Linked DNA regions of Homo sapiens: region 1 is linked to region 2. Evidence: chromatin loops called from intact Hi-C (ENCODE). Cell type or tissue: dorsolateral prefrontal cortex. All regions are shown on one strand. Each heading gives the region's core, and the rest is flanking DNA. Links, peaks and the distances in the headings are about the cores only.

Region 1 (7,429 bases), core at 2,853-5,352, 270 kb before region 2:
GAACAATTTATTTCAAGCCTCTAGTTCATTTCACTTTATAATAGATGAATTTCAGAAAATATGTATCTTAAACACTTTCTGTAAAGAGTTTTAAGGTACAATTTTTTAACAAAATAATGATTAAAAGGATATTAACTGTCAACCTAAATAACAAACAATGAGGGAGACTCTCTAAAATATTTATTCAGGAATAGACATTGCAATGGGAATTACATGCCATAGTAAATTATGTGTGTATTCAGGGAGGTAAAGGAAGACAAACGTTTTTGAAGGAAAAATGAGGAGGATTACATCATAGTTTTTGAGATAATTATCCTTGACTATAAGTATCATTCACAAGGGTGGCTCCTGTCCAAGGCTGGACAGGCAGTTGCTGGGCATGCTGGGCAGATATTCTCATAGAAGTTTTTTGGTTTTTGTAAGGTTCTGATGGCATTTGTGCAAGGTTGTGGTTTCTACAGTCTTTTATGATAGCTCTTATTACCAGGCATTCATATGAGAACTCTCCCTTCATGACCTTCCCCAGTTCTAGTTGTCAGAGTTTTTAACACAAACGAAATTTTGATTCTGACAGCTTTCACATAATCATTAAGGCAATTTACCTCCCATTTATTTTCTATTCTTGTTTATAGTTATCTAGAATGTTGTCATAATATAATCAGCTTTCCCATAGTTTTATTATGTTGCATTATTAGAAGAATTTTGGATTGATTGAAGATTTAAATGACAGACCTCTAACCAGAAAAATCCTAGAAGAAAACCTAGGAAATATCCTTCTTGACATTGGCTTTGGCAAATAATTTTTGGCTAAGTCCCCAAAAGCAATTGCAACTGAAGTAAAAATTGACAAGTGAGACCTAATTAAACTAAAGTGCTTCACAGCAAAAAAAAACTATCAGCAGTCAACAGACAACCTACAGAATGGGAGAAAGTATTCGGAAACTATCCCTATTACAAAGGTCTAATATCCAGAATCTATAAGGAACTTAACAAGGAAAAACAAAGAACCCCATTTAAAAATGGGCAAAGGACATGAACAGACACCTCTCAAAATAAGACAAATAAGCAGCCAATAAACATATGAAAAAATGCCCATCATCACTAATCATCAGAGAAATGAAATTAAAACCACAATGAGATAACATGTCATACCAGTCAGAATGGCTATTTTAAAAGGTCAAAAAACAACAGATGCTGGCAAGGCTTCAGAGAAAAGGGAATTCTTATACACTGTTGTGAGAATGTAAATTAGTTCCACCACAGAAATCCCATTACTGGGTATATACCCAAAGAAAAAAAAATCATTGTACTGAAAAGATACATGCATTTCCATGTTCATCACCACACTATTCACAATAGCAATGACATGGAATCAACCTAGGTGCCCATCAATTGTGGATAGGATGAAGAAAATGTGGTACTTATGAGAAAGAAAATCATGGAATAATACACAGCCATGAAATATAATGAAATCATGTCATTATCAGCAACATGGATGGAGCTGGACATTATAATCCTAAAACAATTAATGTAAGAACAGGAAACCAAATACTGCATGGTTTCACTTATAAATGGGAGCTAAACATTGAGCATACATGGACATAAAAATGGAAAAATAGACACTGCGGACTACTAGAGTGGGCCTCGGGGTGTGCCATGAGTTGAAAACTGACTTTTTGGATACTGTGCTCACTACCTGGGTGTAATATACCCATGTAACAAACCTGCATATCTACTCCCTGTATCTAAAATAAAAGTTGAATTTTTTTTTTAAGACAGAGTTTTGCTCTTGTTGCCCAGGCTGGAGTGCAATGGCGCGATCTCGGCTCACTGCAACCTCCGCCTCCCGGGTTCAAGCTATTCTCCTGCCTCAGCCTCACATGTAGCTGGGATGACAGGCACGTGCCACCACGCCAGGCTAATTTTTGTATTTTTAGTAGAGACGGGGTTTCATCGTTTTGGCCAGGCTGGTCTTGAGCTCCTGACCTCAAGTGATCCACCTGCCTCAGCCTCCCAAAGTGCTGGGATTACAGGTGTGAGCCACCACCGTGCCTGGCCAAAGTTGAAATTTTTAAAAAAGAATTTTGTCTCAGAATACAATGAGAATAAGTGTAGTACATTTAACATTTTGCATACAAAAATTAAACAATCTTAATTTGAAATGTCTGTAGGATTTTGGGTACATAGATCTTTAAATTAAATTTCCATATTAAAATCTCTTATATAGTCTGAAATTCCAAGAACCAGGATTGTGTTGTGACACGAATTTGGGCTTTGTAGAGTTGGGTTAAAATCATGGCTTCTTAATAGCTGTGTGAGATTGATTAAGTTATGTAACTACCAAGAGTCTCAATTTTACTCATCTGCAAAGTAGAAATAAAAATACCAACTCAAGGCTGGGTGCAGTGGTTCACGCCTGTAATCCCAGCACGTTGGGAGGCCGAGGCGGGCAAATCACTTGAGGTCAGGAGCTCGAGACCAGCCTGGCCAATATGGTGAAACCCCGTCTCTACTAAAAATACAAAAATTAGCCAGCTATGGTGGCAGGTGTCTGTAATCCCAGCTACTCAGGAGGCTGAGGCATGAGAATCTCTTGAACCCAGGAGATGGGGGTTGCAGTGAGCCGAGATCACACCACTGCACTCCAGCCTGGGCGACAGAGCAAGACTCCGTCTCAAAAAAAAACCCTCAAAAGATTGTTGGAAGGAATTGTATTAGATAATGTATCTAAATGCCTAGCTTATAGTAGGGTCTACAATAAAGGCTATTTCTCCTTTCTCCTTTGTGTAAATATAGTAATGAAAAGTTTTTTCCTTTTTAAAAAATTTTAAAAATATATTTTATTTTATTTTATTTTATTTTGTATTATAACTTGACGGACTCTTGCTCTATTGCCCAGGCTGGAATGCAGTGGCACAGTCATAACTCACTGCAGCCTCAAACTCCTGGACTAAAGCAATCTTCCCGCCTCAGCCTGCTGAGTAGCTGGGACTGCAGGTGCATGCTACCTCACCCAGTTAATTAAAAAAAAAAGTTATAGAGATAGAGTTTCAATTTGTTGCTCAGACTGGCCTCAAACTCCTGGCTTCATGTATTCTTCCTCCCTCAGCCTCACAAAGTGCCAGGATAACAAGTATGAGCCCAACTGAAAAGTTTTAAATGTAATTGTAAACTCTAAATACCGAAGCCTTTTAATGAAAGTGTTACAAAAAAAAGTATTCTATAATCTTCTTGAAAAATTATATTAATTGCACCCATGATTTGATTTTTGAAAAGTGGTTCATAACCAGTCGTTGATTAAACTGAGATTTAAAGTTTCTTTTTTCCATTAAAAAAAACTACTTTGTATATGCCCATTTTTTACAGATCCTAAAGTTAAATCAAAATAAAAGCCCAGGCCCAATGACTTATGCCTGTAATCTTAGCAGTTTGGGAGGCTGAGGCGGGCGGGTCACCTGATGTCAGGAGTTTGAGACCAGCCTGGCCAACATGGTGAAACCCTGTCTCTATTAAAAATACAAAAATTACCCGGGCGTGGTGGTACATGCCTGTAATCCCAACCACCCAGGAGGCTGAGGCAGGAGAATCACTGGAACCTGGCAGACAGAGGCTGCGGTGAGCCAAGATCCCGCCACTGCACTCCCGCCTGGGTGACAGAGCAAGACTCTGTCTCAAAAAATAAAATAAAATAAAATAAAATAAAAACAGTAGCAAACAAATACACATTTGCATTTATATATGTAAACACACATATACATACACTATACACACGAAAATATATCAAACTAAAATATCCACTTGATGTGTTAAGCACCACTGGCCAGTTTTAATTTTTTTTTTTTTCCTGAGACAGGGTTTTGCTCTGTTGCCCAGGCTGGAGTGCAGTGGCATGATCATGGCTCACTGTAGCCTCGAACTCCTGGGCTCAAGCAATCCTCCAGCCTTGGTCTCCCAAAGCACTGGGATTACAGGCGTGAGCCATGGCACACAGCCTGAAATTTCATATAAACAATTTAACCATGCTAGAACTATTTCAATCGTTTATTTATATAGTTGAAGCACTTTGAAAGTGAGGATAATTACTTACAAGCATTTCATTTTATTAACTTAAACATTCTTTAATGTTCTTTTTTTTGTAAATAACTTTCATTTACAACATTTCCAAATAAATATTTGTATAGCCCGACTATTTAATAAATATCCACAAGATGGTGCCATGGTTAACATGTTAACATGGGAATTTAAGAATTAAAACGTAGAAGTGTTTGACGCATCATTGTATATGACAAAATTACCATCAATTTTTATGCTCTTATTATAATAATACTCACTTATGCATTTCAGATGTTCAAATTACTGCATTTCATTACCAAAATTTTTTATTATTTGTAAACATATATTTCCTCATATGGAATATTAAGTAATAAAATGATATGCAAGTTGCAAACACAAACATAAATTGGACCTTTTATACTTCATAGATTAATGGGTATGTTTTTAATGATCTCCTCAATTTTTAATGCCAAGATTTAAAATAATATTCAAATGGCATCCCATTAACTAGTTTATGTTAAACCTAGTTATTGGCAAGGTCTTTGCTAGCTACAGACTGAACTGAATCCCTCCTAGATTCATTTGTTGAAGTCCTAACCCTCGATGTGATATTTGGAGATGAGACTTTTGGGAGGTAAATTTAATCAGTTCTTGAGAGTGGAGTTCTCATGATGGAATTAGTGCCTTTATAGGAAGAGACACCAGAGAGCTTGCTTTCTCTCTCTCCACCATGGAGAACATAGCCAGAAGATAGCCATCTGCTTGCCAGGAGGAGATCCCTTACCAGAAACTGACTGTGCTGGCACACTGATGTCAGACTCTCAGCCTTCAGTACTGTGAGAAGATAAATGTCTGGGCCAGGTGCAGTGGCTCATGCCTGTAATCCTAGAACTTTGGGAGGCTGAGGCAGGAGGATCACATGAGGCCAGGAGCTCGAGACCAGCCTAGGCAACATAGTGAGACCCCCGTCTCTACAAAAAAAAATTTTTTTAATTAGCCTAGCATGGTAGCTCACACCTGTAGTCCCAGCTCTTTGAAGGCTGAGGCAGGAAGATCGCTTAAGCCCTAGAGTTCAAGGCTGTCATGATTGCCACTGCATTCCAGCCTGGACAACAAAGTGAGACCCTTTCTCTAAACCAAAACAACAAAACAAAACAAAAAATAACAAGAATGCTACAAAGTCTTGTGTACCCCTCACTCAAATTCCCTACTTGTAAATGTTCTGCTACTTAAAAAAAAAATCATCTTTCTCCCTTTCACTTTCTCTCTCTCCCTACATGCACACACATACATACATATTTAGGATATATAAGTATATTTGTGCATGTACGGATAGAATTTCCTGAGTCACTTGAGATTGAGAGTTATAATGTTCCAAAATACTTCTGTGTATATTTCCTAAGAATAAGAAAACTCATGCTTCTATATTCACAATACAATCAGCAAATTTAGGAGATTTAACATCAATACATTAGTATTATCTAATATACAGTCCATGTTCAATTTTTGCCAATTTTCTAGTAATGTTTCTTATGGCATTTTTTTCCCTTGATTCACAATTTAATCTAGGCTTACACCTTGCATTTTGTTGCTACAGCTCTTTCATCTCCTTTTAATCTGGAATGATTTTCATCCTTTCTTTGTCTTTCATGATACTGATATTTTTAAAGCATACAGCCCAGTTGTCTTGCAAAATATCCCTCAATTTTGATTTGTCTGATGTTTCCTCATGATTAGATTCATGTTATACATTTTTGGCCAAATACTACATGATATGGTTTGGCTCTGTGTCCCTACCCAAATCTCATGTCAAATTGTAATTTCCAATGTTGAGGGGGTGGACCTGGAAAGAAGGTGATTGGATCATGGGGGTGGATTTCCCCCTTGCTGTTCTTGTGATAGTGAATGAGTTCTCATGAGATCTGGTTGTTTAAAAATGTGTAGCACTTCCTGCTTCACTAGCTCTCTCCTGCCGCCACGTGAAGATGGGCTTGCTTCCCTTCCATCATGATTGTAAGTTTCCTGAGACTTCCAGAGCCATGCTTTTTGTACAGCCTGTGGAACTACGAGTCAATTAAACCCTTTTCTTTGTAAATTACCCAGTCTCAGATAGTTCTTTATAACAGTGTGAGAATGAACTAATACAATACATAAGTGATCATGTCAGTTTGCCCCATAATCTGTAAGTAATTTGTAAGGACATAGTTGGAGACTATGTAAATATATTGTTTCTCTTCAATCTTCCTTCCTTCCTTCCTTCTTTCCTTCCTTGCTTCCTTTCTTTCTTTTTTCTTTCTTTCTTTTTCTTTTTGTTTTTTGAGACAGGGTCTTGCTCCATCACTCAGGCTGGAGTGCAGTGGCACAATCTCAGCTCACTGCACCCTCTATTTCCTGGGTTCTAGTGATCCTCCTGCCTCAGCCTCCTGAGTAGCTGAGACTACAGGCATGCACTGCCATGCCTGGCTAATTTTTGTATTTTTTGTAGAGATGGGGTCTCACTATGTTGCCCAGGCTGGTCTCAAACTCCTGGGCTCAAGTGATCCACCCACCGTGGCCTCTCAAAGTGCTGGGATTACAGGCGTGAGCCACCATGCCTGGCCCAAACTTTCATTGAATAGTTTTAGCATCCATGGATGATTCTTGCCTGAACCAGTTATTACTATAATTCTTGCAAAAAAGTGATTTTTCTTTCTTTTTTTGAGACAGGGTTTCCCTCTCATCACTCAGGCTGGAGGGCAGTGGCATGCTGTCAGCTCACTACAGCCTCTGCCTCCTGGGCTCAAGTGATCCTCCTGCCTCAGCCTCCCAAGTAGCTAGACTATATATGTGCCACCATGCCTAGCTCATTTTTGTATTTTTAGTAGAGACAGGGTTACATCATGTTGGCCAGGCTGGTGATATGCTGACCTCAAGTGATCTGCCCGTCTCGGCCTCCCAAAGTGCTGGGATTACAGACATGAGCCACCATGCCCAGCCAAAAGTGATTTTCCTAACACTCTTATTTCTCCTATATTTATTACTTATCATTCTCCTGTAGGGAAGGGCTTTCCCTTCTGTCTTATTTGTTATCATAAAATAATAGGCCAGGCATGGTGGCTCATGCCTGTAATCCCAGCACTTTGGGAGGCCAAGGCGGGCAGATCACAAGGTCAAGAGATCAAGACCATCTGGCCAACATGGTAAAACCCCGTCTCCACTAAAAATACAAAAATTAGCTGGGTGTGGTGGTGAACACCTGTAGTCTCAGCTACTCGGGAGGCTGAGGCAGGAGAATCGCTTGAACCCAGGAGGCGGAGGTTGCAGTGAGCCGAGACCACACCACTGCACTCCAGCCTAGCGAGAGTGTAAGACTCTGTCTCAAAAATAATAATAATAG
Region 2 (2,500 bases), core at 1-2,500:
ATGATTCTCTGCCTGCCATATGATTCATAATAAGGTAAAACTATAATCCAGAACAAATAAAACTGGAAGAGCTAGAAGCAGGAGTAGATACATATTGGTTTAAAATTCATTTTGAGTCCAGTTGTATTTATAATGTGTCTGTAGCTGTCTTAATTGTATTTGTTTTCAAACCGAATGACAGCTTGGCTGTTCCTACTCTATCATACTTGAGCATAAGTTAGCTTTTACAGTGGATGATAAAGCCAAAAGTTTACGAAAAGTGATCCCTGGAAGTTCTTTCATATACTTCTGTGATAAAGCTTTAAAATATTTCCAGTCATATTCTTCATAGTTATGGACATACTATAAACACAGTTTGACTCAAAATGAATTTTAAATCAGATATTGTTATTATATGATATCTACCTGCTCCTGCTTCTTCTAGCTGTTCCAGTTTTATTTGTTCTGGATTATAGTTATTGCCTTATGAGTATTATGGCAGGCAGAGAATCATGTTATATACTTTCTCTGTTTTCCCTGTTGGCATGTTTGTATGTGTAACTAGGGAAGGCATACTTAAGGATAATACTTAGACTTGATAGAATTTTTTTCTGACTTCACTGCACTTAGTCAATAAAGTTTTGTGAATTCTATCACATTATGACTGAATCTCTCCTTTTTTTTTCGTCCCCCTTTGTTACAGTTCAAGGATTTCTTTGATTAATTAAGATAATTCCCCTGATTTCCATATGTTCGTTTCTTTCTTCCTTTAGTCCATCTTTTCTATATAGTTGCCCTGTGGTGATTTTTCTAAAACACGCATCTCCTCATGTGCCTTTCAGTGGCTCTGTATTTCCTCTATTCTGTTTGATAAACCTTTTCTTGCTTTAGCTTTCCAGAAAACTCCTACACAGCTTCCAAGATCCCATGTAAATATTTCCTCTTCTATGAAGCCTTTCCTAACCTTTCTGGACATACAGTTAAGTTGAATCATCCGCTATGATCCCATAAAATTTTGTATATGCTTTAAACATGGATTTTAACACATCTTACCCTTTGTGTTTCAGATTTTCCTTATGAATGTTAACTCCTCACACTTAGAGAGCAGGTCTTATTCCTCTCTAGATTCTTTATTCTAGCACAGTGTTTGGCACAGAGTAGTGCTTGTTGAGGAAACAAATGGCTCAATAAATGAGTATATGAATATATGTGTATATATTAATTCATCCATCACAGGAAATTTTAAAAATGTACACTCATTAAAGTTTATGTGACCAGCAATAGAATTATTATAGATATAACTCATTTCAGTGTTACTGAAATTATATAAATAATATTTTTTCTGTAGCTGTATACATATAAATAATACAATGCAAAGAGATGCTCAATCAGATTATGCACCTTTTCCACGTTATTACCAGGAAGATGCAACAAGGTTTGAAAGCGAGCCCAAAGGCAGCTAAGAACTTTGTATCACAGTGACACCTAGTGGTAATTTCACTGGGTTGTTAATGTTTTTAGGGTCCTTATTGCAGTTTCATTTCAATACCCAAAACCTTCTGAATTCTGTTTTCTTATCTTGAATAAATTTAAAGAATTATTTTAAAGCATTTGTCCTCCTATAAAATGGTGTCTGATGTGAAGTATTGTGATCTCTTTGAGGGTAGGGATTATTGTATATTGTTAGATCTCTAAGATCTAGCAATGGATTTAACCTAACATGCAGCTATTTGTTTAATAAAGTTTGTTAAATCAGTGCTGTTAACAAACCTAATTTACTGGAGCCTAGTAGGCATAGCTTTAATTTTGTTTTTGAGATATAGCAGAAAAATAGGTCTGTTATTATTTGAACCATTTATCTTATTTTTTCTCTTTTTGATCTTTCTTAAAGCTACTTTTACTATATTGGATACTATTTTAGTTTTTAAGAACTCAGGTTGAATATGGAAAGATTTAAAACATTTAGCAGGTGCATTTTCAGTCTGAAAAAGTAGTTCAGGTTGTTTCAAACCAGGTTTTGTCCTGAATCTATAAATTCAGATTCTGATCTCGACTCTGTGACTCTTATTAGCTGTATAGTGTTTGGCAAATGCCTTATCCCTCCCCCACATGCCTCAGCCATGCTTTATGAGTAATAAATACTAGTTAAATGTTCTTCTGTTATTAGTACATGTGAAAAGAAGGAAAGAGTGACAATTTTGTGTGTCTTGAAAGATGCTATCAGCATGAAATGACAATGAAATTGATTATAGCTTGTATTTTGGGGGAAGAAAGACAGCAAATGTTGTGTGTTAGTAGTATTGTTTAGTCTACCTGCAAACTGATGTCTGTTGCCTCCGTGCCATCAATTGTGTACTCCCCAAATAATTTATTATTGGGTCATTTTAAAAGCTGAATAAAGTAGCATCTCAAACTGTGGTCTCAATGTGCATAGTTTATTTATGCGTTAGAAATATTCTTTAATTCAGCTTCAGATTTTTAAATTGATGTTTAATAAGTGTGTATGTTTATGAGGTACAAT

What was found. Hi-C counts contacts between places; a loop is a spot of excess contacts. Peaks named below come from ENCODE experiments on the same cell type or tissue, not always from the same donor. Only the 100,000 strongest peaks of a DNase experiment are listed, where the experiment ranks them.
Region 1: a loop joins it to region 2, with 5 times the contacts of the local background. A loop is called at or near these places in 76 of 110 quality-filtered maps.

Annotation. Positions count from the first base shown.
Region 1 is chr1:51,041,815-51,049,243 of GRCh38, reverse strand. No RefSeq gene overlaps it. Among named protein-coding and RNA genes, the nearest start is that of MIR4421, 14 kb to the left of the region's middle. In dorsolateral prefrontal cortex, for the core only: a CTCF peak has its summit at 4,197 (motif pointing right); no DNase peak of the experiment used is centred there.
Region 2 is chr1:50,773,923-50,776,422 of GRCh38, reverse strand. All of the region lies in intron 4 of FAF1 (Fas associated factor 1), which reads left to right. Among named protein-coding and RNA genes, the nearest start is that of FAF1, 190 kb to the left of the region's middle. In dorsolateral prefrontal cortex, for the core only: CTCF peaks have their summits at 1,259 and 1,458 (motif pointing left); no DNase peak of the experiment used is centred there.